Linked DNA regions of Homo sapiens: region 2 is linked to region 1. The links are chromatin loops, found by intact Hi-C in ENCODE. Cell type or tissue: PC-3. All regions are shown on one strand. Each heading gives the region's core, and the rest is flanking DNA. Links, peaks and the distances in the headings are about the cores only. Region 1 overlaps LINC00571 (long intergenic non-protein coding RNA 571). Region 2 overlaps LINC00437 (long intergenic non-protein coding RNA 437).

Region 1 (11,439 bases), core at 2,169-10,168:
TACAAATGTCCAACAATGATAGACTGGATTAAGAAAATGTGGCACATATACACCATGGAATACTATGCAGCCATAAAAAATGATGAGTTCATGTCCTTTGTAGGGACATGGATGAAATTGGAAATCATCATTCTAAGTAAACTATTGCAGGGACAAAAAACCAAACACAGCATGTTCTCACTCATAGGTGGGAATTGAACAATGAGAACACACGGACACAGGAAGGCGAACATCACACTCCGGGGACTGTTGTGGGGTCGGGGGAGGGATAGCATTAGGAGATATACCTAATGCTAAATGTCACGTTAATGGGTGCAGCACACCAGCATGGCACATGTATACATATGTAACTAACCTGCACATTGTGCACATGTACCCTAAAACTTAAAGTATAATAATAATAAAAAAATAAAAATAAAAATACAAAAAAATAAAAAAAATTAAAAAATAAAAATAAATAAAGATCTTGTTCCATTAATTTTGAGCTTTCATTACTGCTATTAAAAATTTATTTGTTGTGGCCAGGTGCAGCGGCTCAAGCCTGTAATCCCAGTACTTTGGGAGGCCGAGGTATGTGGCTCACCTGAGGTCAGGAGTTTGAGCTCAGTATGACCAACATGGTGAAACCCCGTCTCTACTAAAAATACCTAATTAGCCCGGTGTGATGGCGGGTGCCTGTAATCCCAGCTACTTGGGAGGCTGAGGCAGAAGAAATGCTTAAACTTGGGAGGTGGAGGTTGCAGCAAGCTAAGATCACGTCAGTGCACGCCAACCTGGGCAACAAGAGGAAAACTCTGTCTCAAAAAAAAAAAAAATGAGTTTGTCATTATTATTGTTGCTTTGAAGGAAATGATTTTTTTTTCTGGCTGTTGCTTTTGCTTTAAGTTGTTGGTTGTGTTTATCCTGATACGCCTTAGTGTGGTTTACTTTGTGCATATTCCAACTAAGGTTTATTGAAGTTCTCAAATCTGTACTTTAATAACTTTCTTCAGCTTTGGAGAATATTTGGTGACTTTCCGTATTTCTTCTGTCATATTATTTTCCTCTTTTCTCATTTTAGAACTTAATTAACATATATTAAATTTTCTCATTGTATCTTATATAAGCTCTTACACTCTGTTCTAAACAATCTATGGAATTTTTCTCTACAAGGATTCTGGATTTTTTTGACTTTCTTGTCTTCCAGTTTATTAATCAATTAGTCAACACTTCTATTTCATTTAATCTTCTATTAAAAACAACTATTAACTGAAATTAAGAAGATTATCTACTTAGATTCTTAGAATCCCACCCTATATTTCAAATAATGGCAAAAAAAAAAGAAGGGAAAACCAACTGTGAGTCACACTAATTATGCTTTGTAAATTTTTTGTATTTTTAATGTTTTCACATATTAGGGTCTTGCTGATCCTGGACAGACTGCTTCTCCCAAGATTTATCAATTCCCAAAGATACAAAGAACTCACATGCAAACATGCTTTTCAAAGGCAAACTAAACTAACCCAGAACCCATATCCCCAACCACATTTTAAAATCATGCTCTCACAGTCTGGGCCATGATTTCCTTGCCCTAATTACCCCAGAGCCAGATACCAGACAACTAGGAAGAGCTCCTACACAATGGAGCCTGCCAAAATTGCTCAAACTAGCCAATTCTAAGCCTGCTTACACTACCTTGCCCATTTCTTCCTGCAAAAACCACAATAAAAGCTCTTGCCTGCATTTTCAGCACAGTCCATCTTCCTCCTGACCAACCTTGGTGCTTTTCCATGTGTCTCCCCCATAGTGTCATGTGTCCCTTTCCCTTTGGATCTGGAGTTATAATAACCTTTGGCAGTTGTCTCCTGGTCTTTTGGTCTCATCATACCTAGGCAAATAAATAAAACTTGCATTTTCATACATGTGTTGAGGTCATTTATCCACACATCTCTTCACATTAGAATCCTAACCTCTAGAGACCCAATTTCTCTGGCTCCACTCCTGTGAAAATAACAAAAGCTCTGGTATTGTCTATGCCCTCTAGAAGAAGGCTTCTGTCAGAGTACTTCAGACAGAAGTTCATCCACTTGCTGTTTTCTCATATTTGAAAAATGTGTCAAGAAAACAGAAGCTAGAGAAATTCTGTCTACCTCTACAGTCATTTCCAATGTTCTGCATTGTTATCTAATTTTTTTCCATGTACCTAAATCAAACATATAAGTCTATTACCATTTCTCCCATACACTTTAAATACTTGCCAATTGCAGAATCCAGGGTGTCATCTTCCATATAACCCCATTCCCATCTACCACATATGAAAATGTTAGTAAATCCAGCTTTTCAGGGGTTCTTAGGACCCACGATTATGACTAGCATTGGGATCCTTGTTGCCGTCTGATAGGTGAATAATGCAACTTCTGGATCCTATTCTCAGGATATATTATCTAGTCCTGTTTCAGCTTTCAGTTTACAGTATATATTTTCTCCTAATAAATGGCAATAGTTTGTTCCATTTATATTAATAATTGATGGTATCACAGATTTTCAGTTAAGAGAAATATACAGATCCTAATATTCACAGGTATGCTTGAGAAATTAATATGGAAGTCTTGTACATCTCATACTTATGACATATTCCTGCAATTTTCTTTATCCCTGTAGCATCACGTTGATATTTTTACTATGTGCAATTAATATTGAGATACATTTTGGCATTCTATCACAGTTTGCTGCACCAGGCAATTCATTAGCACTGGAAATTTGGTGTTCCTGAACATATTCAGTAGCCACTTTAAAATTAACATTTAAAATGTCTCCTTGCTACAGACAGGAAATATTATTCATTACATGATATTTTGCATTGATTGCACATCTTAACTTAAAGGGTGAGATTCCCCTGATAGATTATGGACATGGATCCTTGAAGTCTCAGCTTAAGAGCTAGGAAATGACACTCTGGTAGTTAGCCATTATTCTGCAAAATGTAACCTATACTTGGAACCAAGAGACATCATATAATGCTGCATTCCTGGTTGCTGGAATTCCAAGAAATTGCCCTTCTCAGAAAGATTTCCATTGACATATGTGGCTAATATATGCTTCTTGTCTCCACAACTTAATGCCCTTCTGGCTTTGAGTTTCTGGCTCCTGGTGGGAGATAATACCACGAGATGACATAATGTTTCACTAAACATAAAGCTGCAGTTGCTATATCTGGGTCTTCCCATGTTAATAGGCTGGTAGGAAAATAAATGAGTTATTTTACTGGAATAAATAATTTACTCAGTATGGGGGCGTAAGTTTACAGTTCGATAATGGGACAAGGCTGAGTATTCTGGAATGCGAAGTATTCATTGGGGTGAGTCTTGCTTCTTACATGACCACTGAAAAGTATAAATAGAAAATTGAGAAATTTTACCCCCAAAAATCATGGTAACCAGGGATGTGGATCATCCAGGGAAGAAAATCTGAATTGTTAATTCACAAGTCAGACCTTTCAGATAAACTAAAATTCTGGCTACTGTTGAGTAGAGAATGGGTGACATAAAACGGGCATAAAGATGATCAGTTCTATTAAGGTTGCTATATTTGCTGCCCATAATATATTAATAATTATTAGTGGAAACAAATGCTTTTAAATTCAGAGGAAAAAAAGGATACATAAGAACTGCAGAATGAGTATTATAATCACTTAATGAACTACAACATGCAAGACAGATGAAATGATTAACTCGGATGTGATTTAAATCTCTATTAATGCTGCCACCTAGTAAACATGATTTAAAATATCCAATAGCAGACACTTATTAAGAATCAATGTTTCTGCTGGACACTTTGCTGGTTTTTGTGGACATAAAGGTAACTTACACATCATTTCTTCTGTCACGTCGGAAACTGTGGCTAAATTTTTTTATGAATTTTATCCTTGCTGTCACATTTATTGACAGGAATTCAAATGGCAAGGAAGTACAGAAAAGACTGTCACTACAGTATTTACCTGGAACTCATGTTCTTTATGCTTTAGCAAAATGCATGATGATATTCAAGATATTTGACCATATAATTATTTCTTGTACAAACTGTTACAGCTACTACACCTGAAGCTGTCCTAGTATGAATGACTTTATCACTGAAGATAAACAGAAATATTTTGGTTTACAAATACTTCATATGTGAAATGAAATATATGAATAAGATGATTGTATCTAAACATTTTGGTTTCTCAAAACAAAGTCTGAGACAAAGATTTGACTACAGGTGGTTTATTTGTGATGCATTTTAAGAAGTAACATTAAGTGAGCAGACAGCGGAAGAAAGGGAAAAAGCAAAAGCACTTAAAGCATTTAAAGAATATGCTATCGGCCAGGCATGGTGGCTCATGCCTGTAATCCCAGCACTGGGATTCATGAAGAATGAGAAATGGTGAATGAATGAAACATCCATAAACTTTTCAAAGATACAACTCTAGGGTGCATATTCACTGTTCTGGAGGGTCCCCAGTGGATGAGTTTTCATAGAAATGGTCAAGTTGATAACATCCTTCCTTTCCTTCTTTTTTTTTTTTTTTTTTTTTCAGAGTTTTGCTCTTGTTGCCCAGGCTGGAGTGCAATGGAGCGATCTCGGCTCACTGCAATCTCTGCCTCCTGGGTTCAAGCGATTCCCCTGCCTCATCCTCCTGAGTAGCTGGGACTACAGGCATGAGCCACCATGCCTGGCTAATTTTGTATTTTTAATAGAGATGGGGTTTCTCCATGTTGGCCAGGCTGCTCTCAAACTCCCGACCTCGGGTGATCCACCTGCCTCAGCCTCCCCTTTGATCACATACAAAACCAACATAAGAAGGCTCCTACAGGTAAGCAGAAGAAGGTAGACTGGCTATGGACCTCAAGGCCCAAGACACTATACCGTGGTGAATTCTCTAGGATTTATTTTTGATTCATATATACCAAACTTGGAGTCAAAAAAACTGGCAGCCCAGAAACACCAACAGGCAAAGACAAGAAGACAAAAATCCCTGCTTTCTCTAGAGAAATGGCAGGTTATTAAGGCCACAGACTTTTAGTCAATAACCTCACTACTACAGCCTGATGCCACAGAAAGAAAAACATGAGCCTACCCCATCCCTACCTACACTGCTAAAGGTTGCATGGGGAGGTTACACAGCTACAGTTTAGAGGCTGTGACAAGGTGCTCTAACCCCAACAGAAGATTCTCAGAGAAAGCCAAGTAGAAAGCCAGGACGTACATTGCTACTGGCCAATAGTGAGTCAGCAACCCCATTCCCCGTATTAGTTGACACAACTGACATGAGCTTCTACCTTCACCCAGCAGCAATGAGAATCTCTCACCTCTTTCTGAAAGGGTGCTGACAGCACAGGCCAGGTGGAGAGTTAATATTTTCACCACTAACAGTAAAGAGGTCACCCCAACCACACTGTTAGTGGAGGCTTTATGGTGAGTAGGAACTCCTACACCCACCCACTCCCCTTCATGTGATTGCAGCAGCCAGTGGGGAAGATGGATTTCTACCTCTAGCTGGTGGTAACAAGGTGGCATCCCCAGCTTTATATGCAAGAATGGTGTCATAGAAAGTTATATCACAAGAAGAGCCACTGAAGAGATAGAGAAAACAGTCCTGAATCTCTGATACCACCCCTCTCCCACCCCCAGTAGCAGCAGCATGGTGCAAAGAATGGCTTTGGACACTGAGGAGGGAGGGAGAACACACCAGTTGTGAGGCATTGAACTCAGTGCTGTCCTGTAAGAAAGAAAGGAAAATCAGACCAATCTCAGCTGATGCCCACCCATGGTGCGAGTATTTAAACCAGCCCTAGCCAGGGGAAATCACTTATCCCAGCAGTCTGAACTTGAGTTCCCACAAACCTCATCACAGAGGGCTGTGTTACTCTACTCCCAGCATTAGGTAGCTCAGAACAGAGAGAGAGAGACTCTATTTGTTTGTGAGAAAGTAAAGGAAGAGAATAAGAGTCTCTGCCTGGTAATCCAGAGAATTCTCCCAGATCTTGTCCAATACTATCAACGCAGTACCTCTATGAGTCTGAAGAAGCCACAGCATGACTGGGCTTTGGTGCCCCCTGAAGCAAATACAGCTTGGATTACAACACCCAAGTGCTTTCAAATATCTGGAAAGCCTTCCTATGAAGGATGGCTACAAGTAAGTGCAGACAGTGATGACTACAATAAATACCTAACTCTTCAATGCCCAGACATCAAAGAACATGTACTAGCATCAACACCATCCAGAAAAACCTAACTTCACCAAATGAACTTAAGGAGGCACCAGAGACCAATCCTGGAGAAACAGAGATATGTCACCTTTCTGAAAGAGAATTAAAAATAGCTGTATTGAGGAAACTCAAAGAAATTCAATATAACAAAAAGAAGGAATTCAGAATTCTATCAGATAAATTTAATATAAGAATCAAAATAATTAAAAAGAATCAATCAGAAATTCTGGAGCTGAAAAATGTAATTGGTATACTGAAGAATGCTCCACAGTCTTTTAATAGTAGAATTGATTGAGCAGAAGAAAGGATTAGTGAACTTCAAGAAAGATTATTTGAATATGAACAGTAATAGGAGACAAAAGAAAAAAAATAAAAAACAATGAAGCACACCTAATGGATCTAGAAAATAGCCTCAAAAGGGCAAATCTAAGAGTTATCGGCATCAGAGAGGAGGTGGAGAAAGAGAGATGGATGGAAAGTTTATTCAAAGGGATAATAACAAAGGATGCGCCAAACCTAAAGAAAGATGCCAATATGCAAGTACAAGAAGGTTATAGAACACCAGAATATTTAACCCAATGAAGACCACCTCAAGGCATTTAATAATAAAACACCCAAAGTCAAAGATAAAGAATGGGTTCTAAAAGCAGCAGGAGGAAAGTAACAAATATCATACAATGGAACTCCCATGCATCTGGCACCAGACTTTTCAGTGGAAACCTTACAGGCCAAGAGACAGTGGCATGACATACTTGAAGCGCTGAAGGAAAAAACTATTATCCTAGAAGAGTATATCTGGCAAAAATATCCCTCAAACATGAAGGAGAAATAAAGACTTTTCCACACAAACAAAAGCTGAGAGTTTTCATCAACACCACACCTTTTCAACAAGAAATAGTAAAGGGAGTACTTCCATCAGAAAGAAAAGGACATTAATGAGCAGTAAGTAATCACCTGAAGGTACAAAACTTACTGTTAATAGCAAGTATGCAGGAAAACACAGAATATTATAACATTGGAACTGTAGTTTTATCCTTATCCTAAGTAGACAGACTAAATGATGAACCAATTGAAAATAATAATTGTAACAAATTTGCAAGATATGGTCAGTACAGTAAAATATAAAGAAACAACAAACAGTTAAAAAGCAAAGGGATGAAATTAAGATGCAGAATTCTTATTAGGGATTTTTTTTGGCTTGTTTCTTTGTTTCTTTATGCAAACAGTGCTAAGTTGTTATCAGGTTAACAAAATGGATTATAACGTAGTATTTGCAAGCCTCACAGTACCGTCAAACCAAAAAACATACAATAGAGACACAAAAAATAAAAAGCAAGAAACTAAAATTACATCCCTAGAGAAAAATTATGTTCACTAGAGGAAAGAAAGAAAAAAGTAAAAAACTTATAAAACAACCAGAATACAAGTAACAAAAAGGCAGAAGTAAGTCTCTACTTATCAATAATAATATTGAATGTAAATGGACTGAACTCTCCGATCAAAGGCATAGACTGGCTGAATAAATGAAAAGCAAGACCTATTGATCTGTTGCCTACAAGAAACACACTTCACCTATAATGACACACTAAACTGAAAATAGAGAAATAAAAAAAAAGATTTCATGACAATGGAAACTGAACAAGAGCAGAAGTCACTATACTTATAGCAGACAAAATAATTTTCAAGATAAAAACTGTAAGAGACAAAAAAGGTCACAATATAATAATAAAGGGGATAACTTAGTAAGAAGATATAACAATTTTAAATATATATGCACCCAACACTGGAGCACCTACATATATAAAGAAAATAGTATTAGAGCTAAACAGAGAGATAGGACCGAAAACAATAGTAGCTGGAGACTTCAACACCCCACTTTCAGCATTGGACAGATCTTCCAGATAGAAAATCAACAAAGAAACATCAGACTTAATCTGCACCGTAGACCAAATGGATCTAATAAATATTTACAGAACATTTCATTTGACATGCTTTTCCTCAGCACATGGATCATTCTAACAGACAGACTACCTGTTAGGTCACAAAACAAGTCTTAAAACATATAAAAATTGAAATAATATCAAACATCTTCTCTGACCACAATGGAATAAAACTAGAAATTCATAACAAGAAGGATTTTGGAAACTATACAAACACATAGAAATTAAGTAACATGCTCCTGAGTGACCAGTGGGTCAATAAAGAAATTAAAAATAAAATTTAAAAACATTATGAAGAAAATGATAATAGAAACACAATCTAACAACCTATGGAATACAACAAAAGCAGCACTAACAGGGAAGTTTGTAACTATTAGTGTCTACATTAAAAATAAGGAAAAATTTCAAATGAACAATCCAATGATTCATATTAAAGAATTAGAAAAGCAAGAGCAAACTAAACCCCAAATTAGTAAAAGAAATAATAAAGATCGCAGCAGAAATAAATCAAATTAAAATTTAAAAAATACTTTTTTGAAAAGTTGAGCAAAATTGACAAACCCTTAGCCAGACTAAGAAAAAGAGAGATGATCCAAATAAATTGAAAATGATAAAGGAGACATTACAACTGATACTACAAAATTTCAAAAGATCATTAGTGGTTAGTATGAGCAACTACATGCCAATACATTGGAAAATCTAGAAGAAATTCACAAATTCCTGGACACATACAACCTACTAAGATTGAACCATGAAGAAATTAAAAACCTAAATAGACAAATAGCAAGTAATGTGATCGCAGCTGTAGTAAAAAAGTCTCCCAGTAAAGGAAAGCCTGGGACCCGATGGCTTCACCACTGAATTGTACCAAACGTTTGAAGAAGAACTAATACCAGTGCTACTCAAGGTATTCCAGAAAATAGAGGAGGAGAGAATACTTCCAAACTCATTATGAGGCCTGTGTTACCCTGATACCAAAACAAGGCAAAGACACATCAGAAAAAGGAAAACTTCAGCAAACTGACACAAGAATAGAAAACCAAACACAGCAGGTTCTCACTTATAAGTGGGAGCTGAACAATGGGAACACATGGACACAGCGAGGGGAAAAACACATACTGGGGCCTGTTGGGGGATGGGATGAGAGGAGGGATTGCATTAGGAAAAATAGACAATGAATGGTGGGCTTAATATCTAGGTGATGGGTTGATAGGTGCAGCAAACCAGTAATGTCACACGTTTACCTATGTAACAAACCTGTACATCTTGCGCATATACCCCAGAACTTAAAATAAAAATCAAAATAAAGAAAAAAATGAAACTACAGGCCAATAGTTTTGATAAATCTTAATGCAAAAATCCTCAACCAAATAGTAGCAAACTGAATTCAACAATACATTAGAAAGGTCATTCATTATGACCAAGTAAGATTTACTCCCTGTGATATAAGGATGGTTCAACAAATAGAAATCAATCAGTGTGATACATCATATCAGCAGAATGAAGAATAAAAACCATATGATTATTTCATTCATGCTAAAAAAGCAATGAATAAAATCCAACACCCCTTCATGATAAAATCCCTTAAAAAATGGGGATAGAAAAACATACTTCAACATAATAAAAACCACATAATATCATACTGAATGGGAAAAATTCAAAAGCCTTTCTTCTAAGATCTGCCATTGTCACCACTGTTATTCAGCATAGCACTGGAAGCCCTAGTATGAGCAATCAGACAAGAGAAAGATATAAACATCATCCAAATTTGAAAGAAAAATGTCCAATTATTCTTGTTTGCAGATGATATAATCATGTAATTGGAAAAACCTAATGATCCAATAAAAAGCTATTAGAACTGATAAAAAAATTAGTAAAGTTGCAGGGCACAAAATCAATGTACAAAAATTAGTAGCATTTCTATATGGCAACAGTTAACAATATAAAAAATTTAAAAAGCAATTATATTTATATTAGCCACACAAATCCAGAATACCCAAGGCTATCTCAAACAAAAAGTATAAAACTGAAGGAGTCACATTCCCTGACTTTACATTATACTACAGAGCTTTTGTAACCAAAACAGCATGGTACTGGTATAAAAGCAGACTAATGGAACAGAATATAGAACACAGAAACAAATCCACACACCTATAGTGAACTCATTTGTGACAAAGGTGCCAAGAACATATGCCCAAGAAAAGACTCTCTTAAATCTCTTAAATAAATGGTGCTGGAAGAGCTGGACATCCATATGAAGAATAAAACTAGACATATACAAAAATCAAACCCAAACATATACAAAAATCAAACCAAAATTGAATAAAAACTTAAATCTAAGACCTCAAACTATGAAACTACTACAAGAAAACATTGGGGGAAAATATCCAGGACATTGACCTGGATGCTTTTTAGATGTTCTTCAAAAACATTTCCTTGGGAATACCCTACAAACACAGGCAGCCAAAGCAAAAATGAACAAATGGGATCACATCAAGTTAAAAAGCCCCTGAACAGCAAGGATACAGTCAACAAAGTGGAGAGACAACCCACAGGATGGAGGAAAATATTTGCAAACTACCCATCTGACAAAGGATAAGTAACCAGCATATATAAGAGGCTCAAACAATTATATGGGAAAAAAATCTAATAATCTGATAAAAAAAATTGGGGAAAAGGTTTGAATAGACATTTCTGAGAAAAAGATCTACAAATGGCAAACAGGCATATGAAAAGGTACTCAACATCATTGATCATCAGAGAAATGCAAATCAAAACTACAATGAAATATCATCTGACCCCAGTTAAAATGGTTTATGTCCAAAAGATGGGCAATAATAAATGCTGGCAAGGATGTGGAAAAAAGGGAACCCCCATATATTGTTGGAATGTAAATTGGTACAACCACTATGGGAAACAGTTTGGAGGTTTTTCAAAAAACTAAAAATTGAGCTACTATACAATCTAGCAATCATTCTGCTGGGAATATATGCAAAAGAAAGGAAATCAGTATATTAAAGAGATATCTGCTTTCCAGTTTGTTGCAGCATGGTTTACAATAGTTAATATTTGGTAGCAACCTAAGCTTTCATTATCAGATGAAGGGATAAAAAATGTGGTACATATACACAATGGAGTATTATATAGCCATAAAAAAGAATAAGATCCAATCATTTGCAGCAACATTGATGGAACTGGAGATTATTATATTAAGGAAAATAAGCCAGACACAGAAAGAATATTATCACATGTTCTCACTTATTGGTAGGATC
Region 2 (11,439 bases), core at 2,199-10,198, 500 kb after region 1:
ACTGTACTGAATGCTAGAGATAATTGTAACAGTATGGTAAGCATTTGTGTATCTAAACATATCTAAAATTAAAATGCTACAGTGAAAATATGGTATTATAATAGGACTACCATCATTGATCAAATATTGTCATGCAGTTCATGACTGCATTAAAAAGTAGCTCAGCAAAAAATAGAAAAACCTACAGAAGCAAAAGGAAAACATCAAGGACATATTATAGTCAAAAGTTAGGTTACTACAAACCATCAAATCCTACTTAGGTTTTACAGAAGAATCAGAAATATGCCTCTATGCCTTCCAGAGATATAATCAGTGATGTAATCTACAGAATCCGTAAGATATAAACAAACTCTTTCCTATTACAAGAATGGAAAGAAACTTAAACCTTAGGTACTAATGCATAACAAGCCATGCAATATAATGCATAGGAATTTCAACAACAAAAACAAGGCTGTTTCTTATCTCTCAGTGTAAACCCATATAATCTTGGCAATGTGTAGTTCAATAAAAGCTGTTCGACAGGAAGCCAGAACAATTTTGTCCACCTCTGTAGCAGTCTGTTGTTCTGAACAATACAATGAGAAAATTGAGAGTCACTATAGCAATGGTTTTCAAAATGTGTTCTAGTGGAGGATCTTGGCTTCCAGGCAGAAAACAATCAACTTTTAATTCTTAGAGGGCTGCATGAAGTTTGCTTGAAAACAATTTTTAATTAAAAACAATAGTAAGTCTTTAAAATTTAATTTTAGTGTAATTGGTGGTCTGCTTTTTCTTTAGTCTTCCATAAATACTAATTCTCTTAGTTGAGCTTTTGGTATTAATTAAAGACATATTAAGCACCGACCACTAGAAAAACTGGCTCAAATAAAACTATTCAAATTGCTGGCTAAGCATAGAATGCATGCTTAAAGAGCCAGAAAAGCTGGGTATAGCATTGACATTCTCTTGCAAAGGTTGCAGCCTTACAAAGGCACACATCTCATTAGAAAGTCACCCACACAAAGTTTGGGATGGGAGAGCATCCAGAGGCAAAGCCAGGATTGTCCTCCAATATTGTTGTGGTCCGCACTAATATTCAGACAGAAAGATTATCAGCGCTCATAGTGTAATATTATGACCCCCAAAGGGCCGTATTCCATGGAAGAAGCTTTGTATGTATTTGAGTGTATTCTCAGGGGCCTACTAGATATCAGGAAATGTATTAACTGGCCTTATCATTTCAAACAATTAAATGAAGGTAGAATAAAGAAGTGTTATTATGATAGTGGTAAGATCATAGTTAGAGAAGTCAAGAGTTTCAGAACCACCTAGACAACCATTCACTCAAGAACAATGCAGGTCCAGATGACAAAACAACTAAATTTTTATTATTTGCTGAACAGCAGCCCCACATACCAATGCTGAGATTTGAAGAGCTAAGCTGCTAGGATGCACCCTGGGAAAAGGCTTGTGCAATGCAGTCCTAGAAAAACTAAAACCAAAGCTGGACAAATGATCTTCTTTGTCTATTCACAGCTCAAATCCTATAAAAGACTATATCCAAGAGTACCAGAAAAACAGGTAAGTGGATGTGTTTAGTTAGTATAGATATATTAATAATTCTCCTTATAAAATTTTATTCTTAGAAAATATAGTCAATCAGCCCATGTTCTGACATCTAGATCTCTTCTTGGTGAAATTAGGCAGGTAGGAAGACAAAAGGGGTTAAGTGAGGAGAAAGGTGTATAGAATTCCTTTCCTAGAAACCAATATTCCCTGGGATGTTGTTTGTATATGGTTAACTAGGAACACAGCTATTCCACTCAAGTAAGATCAATGGAATATAGTACTAGAGAAGTCCCACTGAAAACTTTCTGTCACTTTCGCTTTCTGTCTATATATCTTCTTGGGACTAGTAAGATACAGACATACACACATCTTCTCCAACAGTTATGAATGACTCTTAATTATTTCCCCTGAAAGATTATCCAAAGGGTCAAGGAACAATATTCTTTTATTCCCTTTCTTTTTCTGTTGAATTCCATCTTCCTAAGAACTAAGGGGCATGTGGAGGTCAAAGCTTTAGAAAGAAAGTGGTATGTCAGCAGTTCCTGAAGAGGGCTCACGAGAGCTGTCCAATACTAGCAGAGCTGAAACCAGACCTCACCATGGCTCTTGGGTCCTGAGACCGGATAGCACTTACAGAGCTTTGGTTTTCTCCTTTGTAAAATAGGAAGGGTGTTGACTTTACGTCTATGATTTGTTACATCTCTTCAGCCAAAGTGATTCAACTGAGCCCCATTCTCTATCAGACCCTTTTCCCATGACCCACGTACTTATGCAGTGCTCAGAGAAAGCCTGAGCCCCATTCTCTATCAGACCCTTTTCCCATGAACCACGTACTTATGCAGTGCTCAGAGAAAGCCTGAGCCCCACAACAAACAAAACCGCAGTATGTTCTTTCTTTTCCATTGCTGGTCAAGAACATTTCCAATAAAGTGGAGATGGTGCATGAATAACAGGGGGTGACGTTCTGCAGTTCTGGAGGCTGGAATTCCTAGACCAGAGTGTCAGCACAGTCAACTTCTGGTGAGGGTCCTCTTCTGGGTTGCAGACTTCCAATTTCTCTTTGATTCCTCATGTAACAGAGAATGCTGAGTTGTTCCTATTCTAATTGTAATGTTGTAGTACTACGTTCTTTTATAACATTCAACTAAGTTCACAAAACATAATTTTATAATGACCGTTAAATCAGAGTTGAACCCATATGCTACAGCGCTAGCAACATGATACAGAGAAAAAGGTTCACCTTTCTTTAATAAGGTATCAGTACAAATGCTCTCCAGTTATTAAGTATATTTCTATCCTACAGAGAATTTAAAATCCCCCCAAAATTTTTCACCCTGAAAAATTAAAAATGTGTTCAAAAATAGATTTTTTTTCTGTCACTGGAATACTTGAAGCTCCTTTAGAGTATTTCAACCCCAAGTTTTTAGTGTAACTATCCCATTTTCCAAAGCTAACAAAAGTCAGTCATCATTTTTATAAATTGTTGCTCCATCAAAACAAAGTTCAGTTCTAAATGGGAGAATTTTAAATTTTATTATATTAGGGTAACCTTTTTCACAGCATCAATATAATGTAGTAATAAACTGTTTTCTTACTATGTCAGTGAGAACAGGTTTGAGAATCCAACAGATTTCTATTGGTACAAGGAAAACTAATCTCCTATCAAAGGATCAGTCAATTAAATGTCCTTGCAAGGGAGTCTTCTGACCATGCATTAGGGTTGCATTAGGCTGCACCATATCATCGTGAGACAGTCATCATGCGTATTTTAATTTTTCTCCTTGAGGATTTCCACTCAACTTCTTGTGCCTAACATGTGTGATTCTAAATTGAACCAATGGTTATAAGTTGTTTATTTCAAGTAGCATTTATAGATTTGGCAAAAACACTGAACTTAGTAGGTTGCTAATTAATTAAAGCTAATTGCTCTTACCCCTTAACTGTTTAGGTGATTGTAAATTAATTTCCTTTAATTGTTGCTAATCCACTATTTGGATAATTGTCTATACATATGTTCAATGTGTTTCCTATTTTATAGCATAGGAGCTGAATTTCCTACATTCGAACTACCACTCTTTACTTGATCTTAGCCAAAAGGCTTAGAGATGATCTCTCCAAACCGCTCTTGTCAGAATCTGCCTGGGTGAGCCTTTTTGAAATATATCTCCTCGGCTCCTTCTCTCCTCTAGACACCAACCGTTTATTCTTAAGGCCTGGGCCCAAAGCTCTCATCTGTTCTGTATTCTGTTATTTAATATCCACAAGGCTTCATTGCTAAATATTCTACTTGTTCCCTACCATCAAGTTGTTGTTGTCATTGTTGTTATTGTTGTTTGAGATGGAGTCTCATTGTGTCGCCCAGGCTGGAGTGCTGTGGCATGATCTCCGCTCACTGTAACCTCCGCCTCCAGGATTCAAGCCATCCTCCCACCTCAGCCTCCTGAGTAGTTGGGATTACAGGCATGCACCACCATAGCTGGCTAATTTTTTTTTTTTTTTTTTTTGTATTTTTACTAGAGACAGGGTTTCACCATGTTGGACAGGCTGATCTCAAACTCCTGACCTCAAGTTGTCCACCTGCTTCAGCCTCCCAAAGTGCTGGGGTTACAAAGGTGAGCCACCGCACCTGGGCCCCTGCCATCTTCTTTACCTTCTTTTTACTCTCTCAATGTATAGTTTTCTCCTTTCTAATTATTCGTAATAGGAATGTTTCATAATCTACAAATAGTGATTCTGTTATGGTTTGGATATTTGACTTCTTCGTACCTCATGTTGAAATTTGATCCCCAGTGTTGGAGGTGACGCCTGCGTGGAGGTGTTTGGGTCATGGAAGTGGATCCCTCATGAATGGGAGTGAGTTCTCGATGTATTAGTTCCCTCCAGAGCTGGTAGTTAAAAAAGAGCTTGGCACCTCCCATCTCTCTTGCTTCCTGTCATGCCATGGAAGCAGCCTGGGGCTTTCATCAAATGCCCAATCTTCTAGCCAGCAGAATCGTAAGCCAAATAGACCTCTGACCTTTATAAATTACCCAGTTGCAGGTATTCCTTTATAGCAACACTAAATGGACTAAGACAAATACTCAGCATTAAAAAAAGTGACATGTCAGTAAATCCAAACATATCATATCATGGGTAAAGCCTTACTACAAAATGCAATGATAATATAGAATAATCAAGGGCCAGCATGCATGGTTTACACAATAAGTGCTGTCAAAGAAAAAAAGCTGTGCATGGTGGTGCATGCCTGAAGTCCCAGCTACTCCAGAGGCAGAGGTAGGAGGATGACTTGAGCCCAAGAGTTCTAGGCTGCAGGGAGTTATGATGGTGCTACTGCACTTCAGCCTGGGTGACAGAGAGAGACCCTGTCTCTAAAAAACAAACAAACAAAAAATTTCCCAAAGAAAAAGAAAAAGAAGAGATACATGTTGGGAGGTTAAATGTCATTAACATTATTTTCTTCATGGCCTTTGCAGCAACATGGATGGAACTGAGGCCGTAATCCTAAGCGAATTAACACATGAAAAGAAAACAAAATACCACATGTTCTCACTTGTAAGTGGGAGATAAACACTGAGTATACATGGTGTGTTAGTCAGGGTTCTCTAGAGGGACAGAACTAATAAGAGATAGAGAGAGGGAGATAGATAGATAGATAGATGATAGATAGATAGATAGATAATAGATAGATAGAAAGAAAGAAAAGTATTAAGTAGAAAAGGGGTTTATTAAGTATTAACTTACACAAAAATGAGGTCCCACAATCTACTGTCTGCAAGCTGAGGAGCAAGGAGAGTCAGTCCGAGTCTCAAAACTGAAGAACTTGGAGTCCGATGTTGGAGGGCAGGAAGTATCCAGCACGGGAGAAAGATGTAGGCTGGGAGGCTAGGCAAGTCTCGCCTTTGAGGTTTTTCTGCCTCCTTTATATTCTTGGAGAGCTGATTAGATTCTGCCCACCAGATTAGGGATGGGCCTGCCTTCCCCAGCCCACTGACTCAAATGTTAATCTCCTTTGGCAACACCCTCACAGACACACCCAGGATCAATACTTTGTATCCTTTAATCCAATCAGGTTGACCATCACACATGGACACAAAGAAGGGAACAATAGACACTGGGGTCTATTTGAGGTAGAGACTGAGAGGATGGTGAGGATTGAAAACCACCTATTGGGTATTATGCCGATTTCCTGGATGACACAATTATTTGTACACCAAACCCCTGAGACATGCAATTTACCCCTGTACCAATACTGCACAGGTACCGCTTGATCCTAAAGTAAAAGTTGGAATGAAAAAAATAATAATAATAAATGTTTTTACAAGTGAAAAAAATCCATCATTCTTTGTAGAAAAATGCCAATTTTCATTTTTTAAAACTTCTATAAACTAAACTTAAAGCAGACATACATGCACATTAATTTATGCATTATGTCATAACAATATTGCTGATTTAGTTCTCTTTTTCATCTTTAACTTAACATGTGAACTGATTTTAAATATACAAAGATGAAATATTATTAACTATCAAGAATCTGATTTACAGAGGATTCACGACAGATTAACCTAAAACTCATTAATCTAAATAAAAGAGAACTATAATGTATTTTTCCCCAGGAAAGCAATAGTAGTTAATAGAAATACGTCCAAAGTATTTCATACATTCATGAGCCAAATGTGCATGGAGGGAAGCTGATAGAGAGATCTATAAGGAACCAGAGACTTGTCTTTTAAAAAACTGTAGATCTGAGAATAACAATCAGATAAAATATAATTTAAAGGTTCCAAGAAGCCCTGATTTTATACCTTAATGAGATGATTGTAAGCCAGATATTTTTTAAACTTCTCAAAGATTTTCAAATTGCTGCCTGTGGAATATGTTATTATATTAAAATCTAGGAACCATTCCAACTACTTTAACAACATTTTTAAGTAAATAAAAGATTTGGAAATTGTATTACCCATGTTATTTACAATTATATGTGAATAAAGGAAAAGAATCATGTTGATTTCTACATACCTTCTGTATATCTATTCAAATTTGAAAGAGAACAGCAAAATCCCACACCTAATGGGCCTCTCTCCTTATTTAGGAGAAATAATTACAAATTTCTCTTCCATCAATATAGAACTTCCATGAAATGTTCTAGCAGTTGGGCTGCCCCACAAGGTAACTTCCACAAATCGTTTGCATCAAATCTGACTTTAGCAGCTTCCTTAGGCAAATTCAGCTGGTATATTTTATCAGGTAAAATGTATAATGTGTGCCTATATGTATATTCCACGTCTATCCACATTTATCACCTCTATATCAATTTAGTTTTGCAGTGTGAGAATGTGATAACATTTCCACATTAATCTTCACTTAAATAGAGTTTCTTTGGGCTTTTGCTGTATAAACCAATGTTCTTACTGCCTTTGTGTTTGGCAGTTATAAATATTTCATAAAGCATAATATAGCTCGGCTGCTTTTTATTTTACAGGAGTAGCAGTTAGGACTGTTAGTTCAGCATATGTCATTAACATTTTCATATCTTGGAACTGGAGCCCATTTATTAAGTATAAAGGTCCACATAGCTTGGAGAAGAATAAAGACAACTGAGTTCACCATATCTGTAGCTTTAAATATTGAAGCATAGTGCCATCTGGCGGGAGAAAGAAATTTAGAGGAGAGATATGAAGCACAGTGTCCCCACAGATCACAGGACACTGGGGAAAAGACAAGCTCAGATACACAAAGCAGAGATAAGGTGTCCCTCCTTTATTATAATTTTCTTCAATTTTTATTTTAGAATCAGGGGGTGCATGTGCAGGTTTGTTGCAAAGGTATATTGACTGTTGCTGAGGTTTGGAGTACAAATGAATGTGTCACCCAGGCTGTGAGCATAGTACCCAGCGTTAGTTTATCAACTCTTGCCCAACCCCCCTTCCGCCCTCTTCTTATATTTCCAGGTGTCTCTTGTTTCCATCTTTATGTCTATATGTGCCCAATGTTTAGCCCTCAAATTTCAGTTGTGAATAAGGACACAGTGCTCAGGGGAGAGTTAAGGCCTTGCTGCAGGACTGTAGCAAGCCAGGCGCTCACTAAGGTATCTCAGATAGGAGAAATGGTCAGATCCTCTCAATCTACATGTCTTGTTTCATTCATTCACTTTTCATTCATTCTTTCATCTCTCTGTTCATTTAACATCTATCTGCTGAGCACCATTCTAAGTGCTGAGGATACAGCTATGAATAAAGCAGACAACATCCTTGGCATCATGAAGTGTACATTCTGGTGGAAGGACATAGACTATAAACCAATGTATCAAGTGACATGTTAAATGCTCTGGAGAAATAATTAAGCAGAGTATGACACTTGAGGGTTGTCTCCGGGAAGGGTAGAGAAGAGGTGCTATCTCCTGTAAAGTGGCCAGGGAAGACCGCTCTAATTTTGTGACATTCAAGCAGCTAACTGGGTCAAATGTAAGAGCAAACCATGAAGATACCTGAGAGAAGAGCATCTCAAGCAGGAAGAAGAAAAAAACGCCAAGGCTCTGAGAAAAGTGCCTGGATTTTCAAGGAACAGGTGACTATGGTAGGGTAGAGTGAGCGAGGGGAAGGCTCAGATTAGGAGAGGTTGGAGGAGGGGGCAGGACAGATTATGTCCGGCTGTTGGCACATTGTTTACCCATCCCAGAGACAATGCCTCCAAGCATGCATGTGTAGACCCCACAGAAGAGAGTGCTTACTACTTTCAACTGAAAGAGGGCAAGAGAAATTCACCTCATTTATACATTAAGTAAATATTCATGGGTGCCTATTATTTGCTATTCTTTGTGCAGAATGCTGAAAACATGTAGATAAATATGATGTTCTCAATTATGTCAGCCTAATGGGGGAGATAAGTAAAATAACAACTAGAATAAACTACCACAAATACCATAGAAATATTATGGGCTATATATTTATGGGGCCATAACATAATAACTTTAGGTAAAATTCATGACAGTCTTCTGAAAAAATATGAGATTAAGATGTATCTTAATGACTGAGGTGTGCCGGGCACAGTGGCTCATGCCTGTAATCCCAGCACTATGGGAGGCAGAGGCGGGAGGATTGCTGGAGGTCAGGAGTTTGAGACCAGCCTGGCCACAATGGTGAAACCCTGTCTCTACTAATACAAAAATTAGCAGGGCGTGGTGGTGTGCACCTGTAATCCTCTCTACTCGGGAGGCTGAGGCACAAGAATCACTTGAACCTGGGTGGCGGTGGTTGCAATGAGCTGAGATTGTACCACTGCACTCCAGCCTGGGTGACAGAGCAAGACTTTGTCTTAAAAAAAACAAAAAAACAGACTGAGGTGTATCTTAAAGACAGAAAGAAAAAAGAAAAATACCATTCTGACAAGAGGGAACATTATATTCAATGATGTTAACATTTCTGATATGTTTGATAGCGTGCCAGGTACTGTTCAATGTGCTTCAATAGATTAACTTATTTCATCTTCACAACAACCTTATAACCATTACTAGTTTCATTTTATATATGAAGAAACTGAGGCTCAGAGATATTAAGGAATTAACCCAAGTGTATTGAATTCTTGTCATGGAACTGGGATTTGCACACTGGCAGCTTGGATTCAGAGTTTCTGTTATAATCCACATGTAATTTTACCTTAGTAACAGACTCTGAGATACAACAGATGACATGTTTCTAAGAAAGGCAAGAAGTGTACTTAAATAAAGAAAAAACATGAAATAGTAGAGAGAGTGGGGATCGAAACAAGCAAAGATAGACAAATGACAAACTTGTAAAACTATTTTCTACAAATATCCAATGATCTTGGGAGTTCTTCTGTCCTACTTTAATATGGTACTCAAATTCCCATGGTGATTTGTATGGGGCCATGCCCATACTACACTTAGAAGGTACCTAGTTGCATCCTTTCAAGAGGCCAGTAGAGAGAGGGCTGGAGGTGCTGCTCTTAGTTCCCCGCCTATATGACAGGGAAGAGATCCAGAGCTGCCTGCATGCTACGGCAGGAGCCAAGAAAGAGATAACAGTGGCCTTCGATTGAGAGAAGGTGGAGTCCAGGCAAGAAAGGTATGGAAGTCAGGACCAACATAAGGGGCTAAGAATGGGACCAAAGATACCAGTGATGGATGCAGTTCCCAAGGACATGTGAGTCCTAGTAGAGCGGCAGCACATGCTGTCAGAACAGAGACCAACAGAAAAGCCCATGTGAGAGATACATCTCAGTAGTAAGAGAAATGATGACACAGACACTTCACAGCAGCTACCACAGTGCTTCCCAACGTTTTTTCCTTCCCCAGAAAGGAGAAGGGAAAGCCCTTTAGAAGAGAGTCCTGAGTTATTAACAACGTATGTGAAAAATGATTTTAAGTAGAAAAAGATGTATTTAATTTAAGTGACCAGATGGCCTTTTCTGCCATCTGTGCAAATTTAACTCATGAGAATGTTAAATTTCTGAGTTAAACACTTGAGTTGCTGTGTAAATTTTAGGTTGACTTCTCATCTATGGTATCTTCTCATGAGAAGCAATAGAAAGAAAACTGTTGTATAGTATCACCGAGAATGGGTAGTACTCAAATAAATATTTTATAATAAAATCATACATTGAGAGTAGTGTGTGTGTGTGTGTGTGTGTGTGTGTGTGTGTGTGTGTGTTTGGTAAAACTTCAGCAAGGTAATATGTTATTGTGCTTTCATATAAATTCTATTTAGAACCAATACATCATTTAATTTATTTTAGCTTCATTTGAACAAGTTGTCAAACTTGAATCTGATTTTTTAAACCACACTGCCATTTACTGGAAAAACACAAAATGATTAAGAACCTGTAGTCTAGAACCAAATTCTGTGTGTCCTCCATTTTGGAATCCTCCAAAAATCCTAGCACCTCCATTTTTCTATATATGTGACTTCGGTGAAGCTAATTTCTCTTTGTTTCAGTTTCCTCATTTGTAAAACAGAAATAATAATACCTACCGCATGCAGTTCTTAAATGGATTCGATATATTAATATTATTAAAGGGCTTGCAGTAGTGCCTGGTATATATTGAACTACATTAAGTTGTAGCTATTGTTAATATATCTTTAAGGATGTCTTACTCAAGAGATCTTTTTAAAACATAAACAGACTAGGGTCTTGAATAACAAGTATAATCACCAGTGATCAATATTACCCAGTTAAATTAGCTCTATGGAACAACAGTGATATATCAATGATATTAAATTTATAAGCCTCTAAACATGATTTACTATTCTTCTTTATTTTTATCTTGCTGCTTTTCCAATGCCTGGAATAGCTGAGATGTCATATTGCTTCCTTATTCTGATATTTACAGAAACAATCCCCAGTAGAGAATGTATTAATACATTACCCAATCTTTAAATGTATTTTATATCTCTGATATTTACACTGACGATTTGCTTTTCAAGTTTTCATCTTACAAGCTTTCTCAATGAGAATGCAATACAAGATTAAAAGAGAAATCGTTGAAAATACAATTTCTTTTTTTTTTAATAAAGAAAAAAGGTTTAATTGACTCACAGTTCCACATGGCTGGGGAGGCCTCAGGAAACTTACAATCATAATGGAAGGCACTTCTTCACAGGGCAGCAGGAGAGAGAATGAGAGTTGAGCAAAAAGGAAAGCCCTTTATAAAACCATCAGATCTCATGAGAACTCACCCACTATCACAAGAATAGTAGGGGGAAAACCACCCTCATGATTTAATTATCTCCACCTGGTCTGGCCCTTGACATGTGGGGATTATTACAATTGAAGGTGGGATTTGGGTGGGGACACAGAGCCAAACCAGATAAAATATTTTTAGTTATACAAAAGTTTTGAATGAGAATGAAAATGGCTTATTTGTGTTTCCTTGGC

What was found. A loop is a pair of places that touch in the nucleus more often than their neighbours do. Peaks named below come from ENCODE experiments on the same cell type or tissue, not always from the same donor. Only the 100,000 strongest peaks of a DNase experiment are listed, where the experiment ranks them.
Region 2: a loop joins it to region 1, with 7 times the contacts of the local background. A loop is called at or near these places in 2 of 110 quality-filtered maps.

What each region holds. Positions count from the first base shown.
Region 1 is chr13:38,071,110-38,082,548 of GRCh38, forward strand. The region is part of intron 3 of LINC00571 (long intergenic non-protein coding RNA 571); the gene reads right to left. Among named protein-coding and RNA genes, the nearest start is that of LINC00571, 66 kb to the right of the region's middle. In PC-3, for the core only: no CTCF peak of the experiment used is centred there; no DNase peak of the experiment used is centred there.
Region 2 is chr13:38,575,143-38,586,581 of GRCh38, forward strand. All of the region lies in intron 2 of LINC00437 (long intergenic non-protein coding RNA 437), which reads right to left. LINC00366 (long intergenic non-protein coding RNA 366) reads left to right here. Exons shown (of 4, transcript NR_046999.1): 2 at 1,516-1,560; 3 at 3,587-3,691; 4 at 4,066-4,374. Among named protein-coding and RNA genes, the nearest start is that of LINC00366, 13 kb to the left of the region's middle. In PC-3, for the core only: a CTCF peak has its summit at 7,189 (motif pointing left); no DNase peak of the experiment used is centred there; H3K27me3 peaks cover 880 bases.